Regions from separate parts of the Mus musculus genome. Here region 2 is linked to region 1. Evidence: chromatin contacts called from ENCODE Hi-C data. All regions are on one chromosome and are shown on one strand. Each heading gives the region's core, a stretch centred on a gene start or an enhancer-like site at or near the end of the contact. The rest is flanking DNA. Distances are from core to core; before and after follow the strand shown.

The links. Hi-C counts contacts between places; a loop is a spot of excess contacts on that map.
Region 2: a loop to region 1 is called in a map of heart, with 3 times the contacts of the local background. The contact joins the enhancer-like site here to the promoter of Elfn2 in region 1. A Hi-C loop is called at or near these places in 7 of 37 maps with a recorded cell type or tissue (adrenal gland, heart and left cerebral cortex).

Annotation. Positions count from the first base shown.
Region 1 is chr15:78,717,300-78,724,043 of GRCm38, forward strand. It overlaps Elfn2 (leucine rich repeat and fibronectin type III, extracellular 2), which reads right to left and starts at 1,472. Exons shown (of 2, transcript NM_001358692.1): 1 at 1,105-1,472.
Region 2 is chr15:78,672,043-78,678,733 of GRCm38, forward strand. Elfn2 (leucine rich repeat and fibronectin type III, extracellular 2) reads right to left here. Exons shown (of 2, transcript NM_001358692.1): 2 at 1-2,698. The coding sequence starts at 2,303. It overlaps 1700041B01Rik (a long non-coding RNA gene), which reads left to right. Exons shown (of 4, transcript XR_003951540.1): 3 at 2,608-2,705; 4 at 3,508-6,691. Among named protein-coding and RNA genes, the nearest start is that of 1700041B01Rik, 4.8 kb to the left of the region's middle. Within about 2 kb of position 5,122, at least 1 of the 3 ENCODE cell types and tissues checked has a DNase peak (open chromatin) inside an H3K27ac peak, as active enhancers do; it is left cerebral cortex, where a contact is called at or near this core.

The DNA of each region.
Region 1 (6,744 bases), core at 222-2,721:
CCCTGGGAAGTACCCTTAAGTACCACATGTATCCAGATCTGGCTGAGATTCTGAGCAGTGTCCCCGGCTCATTCTCCTTGGTCATGCCTGACACACCGAGGCCTGGCAGCCTCTATCCTCCTCCACACAATCTCCCCAAGTACGCAGATTCAGAGAGAGAGAGAGAGAGAGAGAGAGGGAGAGAGAGAGAGAGAGAGAGAGAGAGAGAGAGAGACGCACACAGGCACATACAGACACACAGACACATACAAGCTCTCTCCCCTCCAAATATTCCAAGGAAGCCCTGCTGAGCCACAGATTGTGTGTGTGTCTGTGTGGCAATGGGGGTCTATCCTGAGTCAATACACATCCTTTCCACATGCATATACCACCCCACCAGCCAACACACCCACCCTCTACCCCCTCCTAGCCAGTAGCAGTACACACACACACACACACACACACACACACCACTAGGCAATGGTGGGGCTCAGTCAGAGCTGCAGTCTGTCCGTTTATGCTGGTGCTTCTGTCCCACACCAGCCCTGCCGAGGGGAAAAAAATCCAAGTCCTTGCAAGGGTCCCAGCATACCCTAACTCTGGTCCCCCTACTACATTCACAGTGCCCCTGAGAGATAGGGGGCAAGTCGAAAGCCGGTCCCTTCCCCCTGGGCTAGAGATCTAGCCACCCTGTGAAGCCCCCCTTACCAGTGAGATGAATTCCTTGACCCGCCACGACTCAGTGAAAAGCGGGCCGGAGCTCTGGTTCGCCAAAATGGGGGCCAGAGAGGTGCGGCGTGGTACTGGCTAGCAAAACCCTGCTCAAGCTTCTGCATCACCACCGCGAAAATGTTCACCTCGACGCTCGTCCTCCCTGCCCTCCCACCACGCCTCCGCCCAGCCTCTCCCCCACCACCTTGCGCAGGGTGGTCCCTTGGGGGTCTTATGGGGGATCCCCAGACCAAGAAGAACCAAGAAGAGTGGCTCTCCCTGCCTCATCCTCCCCTCCCAGGTCCCTTTCCAAGCCCCACCCCCGCTGGCGGCCAGGGAGCCCTCAGCTCAGCCTGGATTCCCGGGGTCCCCGCCAGCCGCCTGCAGCACTCGGATCCGGAGGAATCCACTCACCTCCAGTCCTGACTGGGATCCGAGCGGGATGCCACCACCTCCCGGCAGCGGCTGCTGCGGGGCCTGCGCCGGAGAGCGAGCGTGAGCGCGGGTGCGAGTGTGCGCGGCGGCCGGCCGTGGCTCTGTGCGTGTCGTGTGTCTGTGGCGTGGCCCGGGCGTGTGTGTCTGTGAGCGTGCGTGTGCGCGCAGACACTGCCACCCCCGCCTCCCGCCGCGTAGGGCTGCTGCCCGCAGAGGGCCCGGGTGCTGGGCGGAGGACCTCAGGGGCTGGCGATCACTGCGTCTGTCGGTCCGTCCGGCTCTGTAGCCAGATCCCTTCACAGGCCTCTCTCCGCTGCAGACCCTCCCGCCCCTCCGCCGTCTGCTTCCACGGCCACAAGCGCGCTCCCAGACACACGCCACGGGGCGGGGGCCGCGCTGGGCTCTGGCGCTACTGCAGCTGCAGCGCCCTGTGAGGTGGCTGCACCGCGGACCGCCAAGCCCCGGGCACCCGCCGAGCGCGCCCCCCGGCCCCGCCCCACCTCGGCCACCTCTCTCCGGGCTATGTCTCAGTTCACCCCACCACCGCCTCCTCCAGCTCATTCAACAGCTGGAGGCAAAGTTGCCCCGGGTGCAGCGCCCTGCTCGAGGACAATCTCATCCCCAACCCCGCTTCCCCCCTTCCCATGCCCGAGCACCCCTTTCCGCCTGCGCCCTGACCCGGTGTTCCGCGTGTAACCACTGGAGAGCACTGCGGTGGAGCTGCTGCGTTCCCATTTTGCAGGCGGGACAGCTGAGGCGGGTGAGCAGAGTGCTTGCCCAAAGTTTATACAGCGAGTCCGAGTCCGTGGAGTCTCCCAATTCTCCCTGCCTCCAAACCAAGGCATTTGGCTACCCCTCGCTGCCTTACCCCATCCCCGGGAGCATATTGGGCTCTGTGGCCACAAAGAGAAACTTCCTAAGGCCTTCCTGGCCACAGCTTAAGCTCCGCTTCAAACACAGACACCACCACCATCACCACCACCACCACCACCTGCAAGGGAGTCTCCCTGCAAGGCAGCGGTAGTTGAGGCTCTGCACCCGAAGCTGGGCACACAAGCAGCTGGTGGGAGTCTGGGCTGATGTCAGGAGTCTCCTCCAGCCGTTGTGACCCGCCAACCCAGACAGTTGAGCTCTGCCGCCGCCAGACTTTGTGCTTCGCAATCACTTTTCCGGGCCGCATTCACCAGAGCCTGTCCTCAGGTGGTGCACAGCGACTCAGCCCGGCTGCTGGAACTCCTAACAGGCCTGGGCTGAGTCTGGACAGATGAATGGGAGCTGATGGGTAGGAGTTGCTCAGCTGAAGGAAGTGGAGAAGGGTATCCCAGACTGCGGGAACGACATGTGCAAAGTCACAGAGGCGGAAAGCATCCTGGTGTACTTAGTACAGAGGGACCCGTGGAGTTGGGTAGCACTAGAGCAGAAAGAAATGCTGTACAAAATCGCCTCGCTCTTGTCATCCGAGGACAGGAAAGTAGCCCAGGATAGGACCAGAAGGGTAGATAAGCGCTGAGACCCAGGCCACCTGTTATGTCACAATTTAGAGAGACTGTGGGGTGTCTCACCTCTAAGCCTCCCGACCTGTACCTTTTTGAGTGGCAGGCGCATTTCTTCCTACCCATCCTTCAGATCTTCTTTGCAGACCCAATGAAACCTTATGCTGCCTCTGTCTACTAACCTAATCCCCTTCCCCGAAGAGGGACCATAAGAACTCAGGGTTCCCTAACCGAGGCTAGGCACCGAGGTGGGTCCAGCTCCAGTAGCACACACCCCACCCCCGCCCCTACCATCCCCCACCCCACCATCTCCCGATCCCACCTCCGCCAAGCTCGCTTCTGTTGAAGAGACGGCTGCCCCTGCGCCCTCTAGCGGATCAAATGCGCGACTGCAGAAAACTCCCTGTGGCTCGCGTGTGCTGAGGTGGGCGCTGGCAGAGGCCTACTAAATCCAGCCCTGGTCCAAGACATTGAGCACTGACTCTGGGAAGCACCAGGCATAGAATTGCAAAGTAACATCTCTGATTCATCTGTATGAGTGTCCCGGTCATCAGCCAGAGTGAGAGTCACACCTTGCCCCACCCCCACCCCCAGCCTCAGTTTCCCGCCTGTAAGAAATGGTTAAGGTCGCACTTCCTTACTGGTGCCTTCTCTTTTCTCCTGGGGCCTGCAAAGCTGGCTAGACTCACTCAGCGGTAGTTTTGAGCTTCCATGGTTCCCACATTCCAGCTTTGAAGGCTGGCCCTTGCAGGGTAGAGATAAGCTGTTGCCAGTTTCCCTCTCTGAGCTCCGTTGTTGCACCACACAGATGATGACATTGGCCGGGGCTGAGGTGGTGTCATTGTTGACTACACCATCTGGTTCCTTGATTGGGCCTTCTCTACACAAGCACTGTCCAATGTAACTTTCCACCACAGCGGAAATGATTTAAGGAGTCACTAACCTCTTGTGGCTATTGTGTGGTTAAAACCGTGGCTTCTACAACTGCCGGGTGCACTTATCTTTTTTATTTTGATTGATTTAGACTTAAGTGGCCACGTATGGCTTGTGGCTACCGTGTTAGCAAAAAACTTGGGTACATAGCAGCCTCCTGGTCAAAAAGACCCAGAGAAAGAGCTTGGTATGAGTGTGAACACCGGGACTTGACAGATTCAATGCAATTTCCATAACAATTCCAACACATTTCTTAACAGACCTTGTCAGAGCAAATTCTCAACTTCATGTGGAAAAACTAAAAACCCAGGATAGCTAAAAACAACCGAGAACAATAAAAGAACTCCTGGAGGTAGCACCATCCCTGACCTCCAGCTGGACTACAGAGCAGTAGTCATAAAAACTGCATGGTGTCAGTATGGGAACACAGGCTAATTAGAAATCCACACACCTCTGGATACTTGATTTTTTTCCACAAAGATAGCAAGACTATACAACAGAAAAAAAAAAAAGAAAAGAAAGAAAGTGTCTTCAACAAATGGTGCTGGTCTACCTGATGTCTGCATGCAGAATACTGCAAATAGATCCTTATCTATCACCCTGAACAAAACACAGGTCCCAGTGGATCAAGAACCTCAACATAAAACCAGACACAGTAAATCTAATAGAGAAGAAAGTGGGGAAGAGCCTTGAACTCACTGGTACAGGAGACAACTTCCTGAACAGAACACTAGTGGCTCGGGCTCTCAGATCAACAATTGATACATGGGACCTCATGAAACTGAAAAGCTTCTGTAAGGCAAAGGACAAAACGGCAGCCTGCAGACTGGGAAAGGATCTTCACCAACCCTACATCTAGCCCTACAAAGAGCTAATATCCAAAATTTATAAAGAACTCAAGAAGGTAGACACCAACAACACAAATAACCCTATTTAAAAATGGGGTACAGTGCTAAACAGAGAATTCGCAGCAGAGGAATCTCAAATGCCAGAGAAGCAAAAAGGAAATGTTCAAACTCCTTAGTCATCAGGGAAATTCAAATAAAAACGACTCCGAGATTCCATCTTACACCCGTCAGAACCGCTAAGATCAAAAACTCAAGGGATAGCACATGTTGTCGATAATGTGGAACAGGGGGGGGACCCTCCTCCATTGCTGGCTGGAGAGTAAACTTGTACAACCACTTTGGAAATTTCTCAGAAAACTGGGAATAGTTCAACCTCAAGACCCAGGCCAGGGGTGTGGGGTGAGGCAGAAGTGGGCATGAGCACATCCCAGGTACAGGCCAGGCCTTTCCATTTGTCACCTGGTCCCCTGTAACAGACTCCTCTTTCTCTCTCATCTGTTTAAGCCCTCCAGAGGTGGCCTGCAGCCCGGGCAAGGATGCAGATGTGGTCTTAGAAAGATGCCAAGTGACTGGCATCAGCTGCCTGAAGCACTCACAGGATCATCTGGGGACGTTTGTCTCTCTCTCCCTCTTTCCATAACACCCAATTTCTTCTCTCCGCACTGAATCAAAGTGCCCCTCCCTGAAGCTGAGCTAACAGCTCACAGGTGGACTGATGTGTGGGCCAAAGGAACAGCTGTATAGGAACCGTCCCAGAATCCCAATGTCCAAGGTAACATGGCGGGCACTTCCAACTGCCTGGAGCCCTGTATTACACTCCAGACCTTCACCCACCTTGGGGTCTTCTCACAGCACTGATGAGTGGTCCCCACAGCCCACCAACAAAGTGACCTCTGTTCCTGAGTTGAACAAATGTGACTCACACGCCAATGACCCCATATCATCAGGATGTTTCTCCCCAGAAGGTCTTCTGTCTGGAGCTTGGAGAGCAGCGTAGAGAGATGTATGGGGGTGCCGGGCACACACTCAGCTGAGTAGCCACCAGATGCATCCTTCACATACATGTTGATTTTCTTTCATTCGATCTGTGTGACATTTTGGGTTGGCGCTAGGAAATTAGGCTAAGCAATTCTCAAATCACAGATACATGCACAGAGCTATAAGGAGCCACACTCCTGTTGGGCCTCTGGGGCTGGGACAGACTGCTTGACCCACTGCAGGGGAGAGACAAAATGAGAGGCAGTCCAGAGGGCACACGTGAGTTTAGGAGAATACCCTGTCCTGTGCCCAAAATGGATATCCCAAGAGGCATGGAACAGGAGGAGGTAAGGACAGGGGACAGAAATGCCTTCTCAGCAAGGGGTCCTCAGGTGGCAGCCTTCTTGTTTTCCTGGACACTACAGTAGGTCCAGGAAGCAAGGCTGAAAGCCAGGTTCCTCTGCCTTCTCTGGGCCTTCTGCCTTGATCTGAGGTCAAATACTTCTGGGTCCTAAGAAGGATGAGAGACCTTGAAGGTGGGCTGAAGAGAGTCACTAGGAGGACAAGTGAGGAACTGTCAGGAGGAAGAGGATGGAGATGGAAGCCTCCCACTGGAGGCTAAGACCACCTCCCCTACTTTCTATGCCCTCCCTTCCTTCAGGAAACCCTGCCTCTGTTGCCACATCTGTCACCTGTTGTGTGATGGATTACCCCTCAACTCGGTAGCTAAAATCAGCAAAACCGAAAACAAGCTTGCTGCTCAGGTTCTGGGGTCCAGAATGGGAGGGAGGGGTGTGTTCTTATAAGACCGTCCCTGGCCTCACCTGCTTCATGATGAATGACAAGCGGGTGTAGGCTGAGGAGCTGGGGGTTCAGCCCTTGTCCCTACAGGACCATCTATACACCCTCATGATACCCTGTCCCTATAGGGCCACCTATATACCCTCATGACACAATGACAATTTCCCCTGCATCTGGCCAAAGGCAGAAGCCAGAAACCAGAATGGCTCTCATTATCTGTCCTCATTCATATGACACCAAGGTCAGGGCCACACTGGGTCTACGCGAGGTCTAGGAAGAAGGTCCCATCGGGCTGTCCCAAGATCTGTGGGATCCGATAGCAGATCCCAGAGGAACCTGGGGAAGTTCTAAGTTCTGTGTCCAGGCAGACAAGATGAAGACAGCGGGGGAGGGTGGGGGAGGGTAATGATGCCAAATCACCATTTACTTTCCATCATAGAAGAGGTAGATTCTGGGAATCTGTGGTCTCCATGGCTCAAGAGCAGCTGTGGTGCTGATGGGGAAGTAGGAATGATCACGAAGTTCCTTCTAAAGCTATATGGCCCCAGCGAGAAGTGCCTACAAAG
Region 2 (6,691 bases), core at 3,872-6,371, 42 kb before region 1:
CTCTCAGACGAGTACTCGGGGCTGGAGGAGTACCCTGAGTAGTAATGTCTGGGGGAGAGCTGCGAATAGGTGGAGTCTCGCTTAGAGCGGGTCAGTGGCTTGAGGAAGGACACACGCTGGCTCAGGCTGTCGGCGCCCTCCTCGTAGTAGAGAGCGGGGAAGCTGTGCCGGTGCTCGCTGCAGTGGTAGGCCGGCTTCACCTCCAGGTGGTGGATGCCACCACCCCCACCACTGCTCCCGCTGCTGCCCGTGGGCACCAGGGGAAGCCTGTCCAGCGGGCTGTTGAGGGGGCTGCCTTTCTCAATGTACTTGGAGTCGCTCTTAGCCAGTCCCGTGGGGGTCGGGTGGTCTGGCACATCCAGACTGAAGACCTTGGCGCTCTTGATGGAGCCACTGGACGACACGCTGCAGGTCTTACGGCTCACTGCGGCGTCGGCGCTCAGCTGGCGCTGCAGCGGGTGGTGGGAGCTCTCCTTGTAGGGGGGTGACAGGAAGCTGGGCCGCTCCAGCGCCCCGGGAGTGGCAGCCGAGGAGGCAGCAGGAGCCGCAGGGAGGGACTGGCACTCGAAGGCCAGATCGGAGTCCCCGCCGCCTCCACCGCCGCCGCCACCCCCAAGGAAAGAGGCTGAATCCAGCTTGAGGGCATCGATGCAATTGTTAATGATCTGGTTGACCTTGTCCACCTCCTTGGCAATGGTGGAGATCTCAGCCGCTGAGCCCTGGCCATTTTCGATTTCTGGAAGCTCCTCCTCAGGCCGGGCCAGGCTGTCTCCTGCAGCACCTGTGCGCACTTCAATATAGTTGCCTTTGGTAGCCACCTTGGGTGTGTCTAGCCCAGCCTCCAGACCCTTGGAGGCAGGCAGTTTCTCTCCGACCATGGAAGGAATAGAGGACATTCTGGCCACGGGCAGCACCGGTGGCTCGCCCAGCTTCTGTGCAGCGTGCACTATGGAACCGGCATCCACGTCAGCGCCATAGCGCATCTCTAAGATAGTCTTCTTAACATTGACGGACTTCTGCTTCTCCTCTTGCATGCGCCGCTTCCGCAGGCAGTAGTAGACAGCCCCCAGCACGATGACCATGCCAAACAGGCAGCCCAGGATAGTCATGATGTAGTGCGTGGTGGTGGAGGTGCTGGGGGCCAGATCCCCGGGCACGAGGTCCCGCGTGGTGAAGGTCAGGCAGGTGTGGTTGAAGCGGCGGCTGTTGCGCAGCGAGGTGACACAGAAGGTGTACTCAGTGTGCGCTCGCAGCTTGTCCAACGTCACAATCTCTTTCTTGTTCTTGAGTGTCATGACGTCAGAGAAGTAGCTATTGTTGTACTGGACCAGAACATACATCTTGCTGTAAGGGTGGGGGATGATGACAACCAGGGTGGCCGAGGTGAAGGTGACTTGGTGCAGCTTGATGGCCGGCCCAGCAGATGCATCTGTGGTGGAGGAGGCGGGCGGCTCCACCGAGAGGATCTCGTCAGGATTGAAGCCTGAGTTCTCGTCAGGCTCCCTCTGCGCATCCGTGGAATAGGGTGTGGGGTGACTCACAGGCCGGGCAGGCATTGAGCCGTTGCGGCACTTGGCCTGCAGGACAGTGATGGCATTGAGGCTGTGGTAAGGTCTGGGCACGAGCAGCGGGTAACCGGCAAACTCCCTCGGTGACTCACACTGCAGGCGATCATAGTTCTTGGTGACATTGTTGAAGACCACAAGCCAGGCTAGGAAGCCGAAGAGGTCACACTCACAGTTGAAGGGGTTGCCAGCCAGCTCGCACACCATCAGGCTGGCCAGGCTGGCGAAGGTCGCGCCGTCCAGGCGGCTGAGGCGGTTGGAGGAGAGGTCGATGCTGATGAGACTGGGGCACTCGGAGAAGGCGGTGGGCGTCACCACCTCGATGAGGTTGTGCTGGACGAAGAGGAACTGCAGGCGGCTCATACCTCGCAGCATGCCCTCAGTCAGGTTGCTGAGCCGGTTGTAGCCCAGCTGCAGGACCTGCAGGCTCGTCTGGCCCAGGAAGGCACCATCCTCGATGTAGGAAATCTCGTTCTTGGTGAGGTTGAGGTCCGTGAGGTTCCCGAAGCGGTTGAGGGAGGAATAGAGCACGGCCTTGAGCTTGTTTTCATTGAGCCGCAGGTCATGCACAGTGCTGTTGATGTGCTGAGGGATGGTCTCATATGGAGGCTGGTTCTGGCTGCAGATGGCCAGCCACACGTAGCCCTTGTCCCCCTCGATGAGCCAGCAGTCAGCGCGCACAGCCCCTGGCTGGCACACGCACAGCAGCGCTGCCGCACACAGCCCCAGGCGCAGCATGGCCCCAGGCTTTGGCCCCTTAGATGCCCAGCTGGGGTGAAGGGCCGGAGCACAGAGGGACCTAGCAGCCAGAGGCTGGGGCTGGGAGCACAGTCCTCCCCGGAGCCGTCACCATCTTGGGGGTGACCCCCAGCACAGGGGCCTTGGGCAGGATGGACACAGCTGGCGCCTGATGCTCTAAAGGACGATGAGCAGGCAGTGGGCGTTGTTGTGACTCCAGGTTCCGGTTGGAAAGGTATGCAGGGTTTCAGGCTTTGACGTCTTCCTCTTCCTCCTCTTCCTTCCCCTTCCCCTTGGGTTCCAGGCTCAGACCTTCAAGCAGTTCCCACAGGAACCAGGAGCGCAACACTGAGGGATGCTAAGCGAGATGGAGACAGGAAGAAGCCCATCTGTTCCTGCAAGGTAGCATCAAAAGACGATGGCAGATTAGCACGAGGGCCTGGACCCACCCCTTCAGGATCCAGTGTAGGCCCCCATCCCTCTTTTATACCCTTTTAGAACCAGGGGCTCAGCGCCAGAGAGGACCCCAGGGCCCTTGCTTCTATAGAGAAAAAAAAAGGGGCTGGGGTGGCAAGGCGGGAAGGAGAGACTTGGGAGAGTTACCGTGTGGGTAGGGACTGTCTGAGAACGAGGGCAGGGGAGGAAGACTGGAGAGGAACAGGTGGGCACACATGCATGGGCACCCACCCTCTGGTGCACATCCTGCACAGTGTCCACATGCAACTGCTGGCCTGCACAAAGCCTATGAAACCAAAGCTGCATGGGCTGTACATGGGAGGGACACACACACACACACACACACACACACACACACACACCCCTCCCTACCATCTGTGTACATGACAGACATGTCCACACATCCAAGTGGGCACCCCCAAATCCGGATAAGAATTAAGAAGCCCAGTGAAATGCCTCGTTCTCCATGCCCAAAGATAAATAATTCATTTGTTGTGTAACTGCTCCTGTTCCAAAAATAATTCCCTTGTCTCAGCTTCCATGGGGGAGGGGAGTAGAACGGGCTGGCAGTGGGGGGTGGGAGGGTCTGGGTCTCTCCAGAAGGAGGGCTGGTTCTGTGGGCAGAACTAAGCCAAAGGAGGAGGGGCAAGAGTAGGGGACTAGCCCCCACACACACACCCCAGGAGAGGAGGGCACATGAATCCCAAAGAGGGTTCAGGGTTTGGGACCACCTCACGTCCCCTTCCAGCATCAAGAGGATCAGAGAAGGACGAGGCTTTGCTCCAAGTAACACAGCAAAGCGAGGCCAAAATCAAGGTTCCTAAGACACTGACAGTCACCATGGAGTCAGGAACCAAGGGGCCCTGTCCGCATAGCCTGATGAGCACTGACTCTTAGCTATCATCCTTCTGCATGGGGTCAGGGAAGCCAGCCCTTTCCTGGGCCTTGTTCGATGGGAAGTGTCAAGGTGCGATCTGGTGGCGGCTCCTCCTGAGACACAGGAGACTGGACAGCAGCAGGGGGTCACAGCCCACAGCCCAGTGGATTCATCTTTCACTTTCCCCAAAGCCCTGGGGAGATTTGGCTGGGTTACCCTGCAGGCTGCACACAGCCAGACCTGGCTCCAGCTCACACCCTGCACTCCAGACTCCAGAAACTGCGAAGGCCCTAGACAGTTGCATTCCAGCAAGGACACAGGATGGTCAGAGAAATCCACATTTGTCCCGGAAAGCCAGAACAGTGTCCACAAGAGCCACCGCCACCGCCACCTCCTGCTCCTCCCCCAGGGAGACTCTAGGAAAGAGAGCACTTTGAAAAAAAAAATGTCTAGACTTTGTGTTAAAGTGAAGCCAATTTAAAGCTGTGAGCAGCAGAGGAGAAGGGAGGGAGGCATGAGAAGGCACCCAGAGGAGGCTCCGGTGGCAATGCCAGCTGAACAGCCAACTGAGAAGGTCCAACTTGGGTCAAAGGCTGGCTTTGTAGCAGGCTGGGAACCTTGAAGGCCACCCTGACACACCTTTCTCCCCACTGTGGGGCCAAGTGTGGGAGTCACAAGGTCCTCATTCATACCACATAACGCTCTCATAGCCAAAGACTTTGGCTCCTGTGACACACAGCCTCAGTTTCCCACCAGCAGTCAGATCCTCTTGGTAGGGGCTGAGTCCTCTCAGATGCTGTCTGGAGAAGCAGGAGCCCTCGCTCGGTCTGTAATGCAGTGCCTCCCTCCTCAGTCTGTGGACCACACTGGTGTGCAGGTGCACACACAGGTGTGCAGCTGACTCGGTGCGCAGACCCAAGGGCTCTGATGGATACACTGAGCGAACGAGCGAGCGAGCGAGCGTGCAGGCTGGCACATATGCAGGAGTATGTGTGGGTGCACAGGACATGTTCAGGGATGGTCCACCCCAGGGACACATGCTGGGGTTGTGTTCAATGGTGGCAAGCAATCATGTCCGTGGCCTTGGAAATGCAGCCAATTACTCCCCCTTTATGCCACTTAAGCACATGTATGTTGCTCATACATGTGTGTGCGTGCATGCTTACAAAGCTTCAGCCATACACAGAGTCCCTCCCCCTGCTCAGATCCAAGCTAAAACAATACCACTTTATGCAGAACCAGGTCCTCTGCCCATAGTTGGGGAAAGCCCAGGTGAGGTGGGGCATAAGAAGAGGCCAGGGGAGGGGCTGAAAAGGGCTCTGGCTTGGAGAGGTGCTGGTTCCCCCTGGCTTCCATCCTTTCCAATCAGGCCAGGGTAGACAGAATGCCCCATAGCTCCTCCCAAGCCCTCAAGGTCACCCTGAGGTGGCCCTGCTCCTCTGCTCCCCAGGATGGTTTGGGCTGGGGCCCAGTGCCTACTCTCCCCGTGACGGTGACGTGACGGATTCATGGTGGGGAGGAGGCTCCCGGCACCATGTCCCGTATGCGTCAGTTGCCCTGTTCTTAGCCTGGGCTGTCTGCCCACCACCCGTTGAGGCCTGGTGCATCCAGGGAGAGGACAAGGCCACAAAGGCGCTGACAGCAGCACTTGGATCCCTGCCCAGCTGCTCACCAGATGGAGGTGCAGGTGTGCAGGGGATGGGTGTGAGGGTCTTGGGGTCAAATGTACAAGGTCATTCTCCCCTGCTCCCAGGAGGGTGCTCCTCAAGCACGGCATACCTGGGAGGACGGAGAAAGGAAGCTATAGTGACAGCAGGGCATGGAGACAATTGGGGAGCACATCTAACAGGACCGACCACAGGGAGGGAGCACAGAGATAAATGGGGAGCACATCCAACAGAGGATGACCATAGGGAGCACATAGATAAATGGGGAGCACATCCAACAGAGGACTGACCACAGGGAGGGAGCACAGAGATAAGTGGGGAGAACATCCAACAGAGGATGACCATAGGGAGCACAGAGATAAGTGGGGAGCACATCCAATAGGATGACTGACCACAGGGAGGGAGGTGACAGGCGTGAGTATGACAGTGTGACACAGGTACCTGCTGCCAGGGAGACAGAGGCTGAGATCAGCTAAGCCCCAAACACATCTAAGAGCATGTCAGGAGGAAAGAAGTGTGAAAGCAGCTGCCCAGAGCCAGATCATGGCAGTGCTGAGCCCCAGGGCAAGCTTAGGAGGCGTGCAGCAGCAAAGACAAAGCCAGCACAGGCAGGGAACACGGTTCAGAGCTGTGCAGCGTTGGCAAAGAGTAGTCTAGCCAGCTACAGGCTGTGTGAGGTCCCTTCCCGTGAGTCCTTGGAAGAAGAGTGGACAACCAGTGGGCACTGGGGTGGGGGTGGGGGTGTAGGTCAGAGCTGGAGAGAGACTGCCTGAGCCACCTGGTGATGTTCTTCTGTCTCAGGCTTGGCTTCCACAGCCAGGTTGACCCAGCTGGCCACAGTTTCCCTTCAGAATCCTGGCATCCGCCATGTGAGCAGGTGAACCCTGGCTCAGTAGGATTCCCATTTTCTCACAGGGAAGCTGGGGCCAGGACAAAAGAGGGAATGTGGTCCAGGTCAGAGTCGGGACCCAGGGTGTCAAACCCCAGGCCTCGGTGGGGTCCTCTGCTCCCTGCAGTGCAACGCTGGCCTGAGCCCTCGTTCCCATACACAGAAGCTCAGTGGATGTACCCCACAGGCACGGCAGGGGCAACAGCGGGTTCCCACAGGACAGCAGTCCAGGCCTAGCGGTGCACTTGGTATGGTTTCTACCGTGACACCACAGCCTGTGGTGAATGAGAATGGCCCACTCTGAGACTCTTGGTGAGCCTCAGGCTTTCTCTGAGCCTCAGTTTCCCCTCTTATGTGGCAAGATGACTGGCACCATGGACTTCCAGGAACCTCTGGGCCACAGCAGAGCACACTTGTCCTATAGAGCGATGATTTTCTCATCTGTGCTGACCCCAGGCTTCCCGCTCCCAGGGGGGCACTGCTCAGCTGGGGGAGGGGG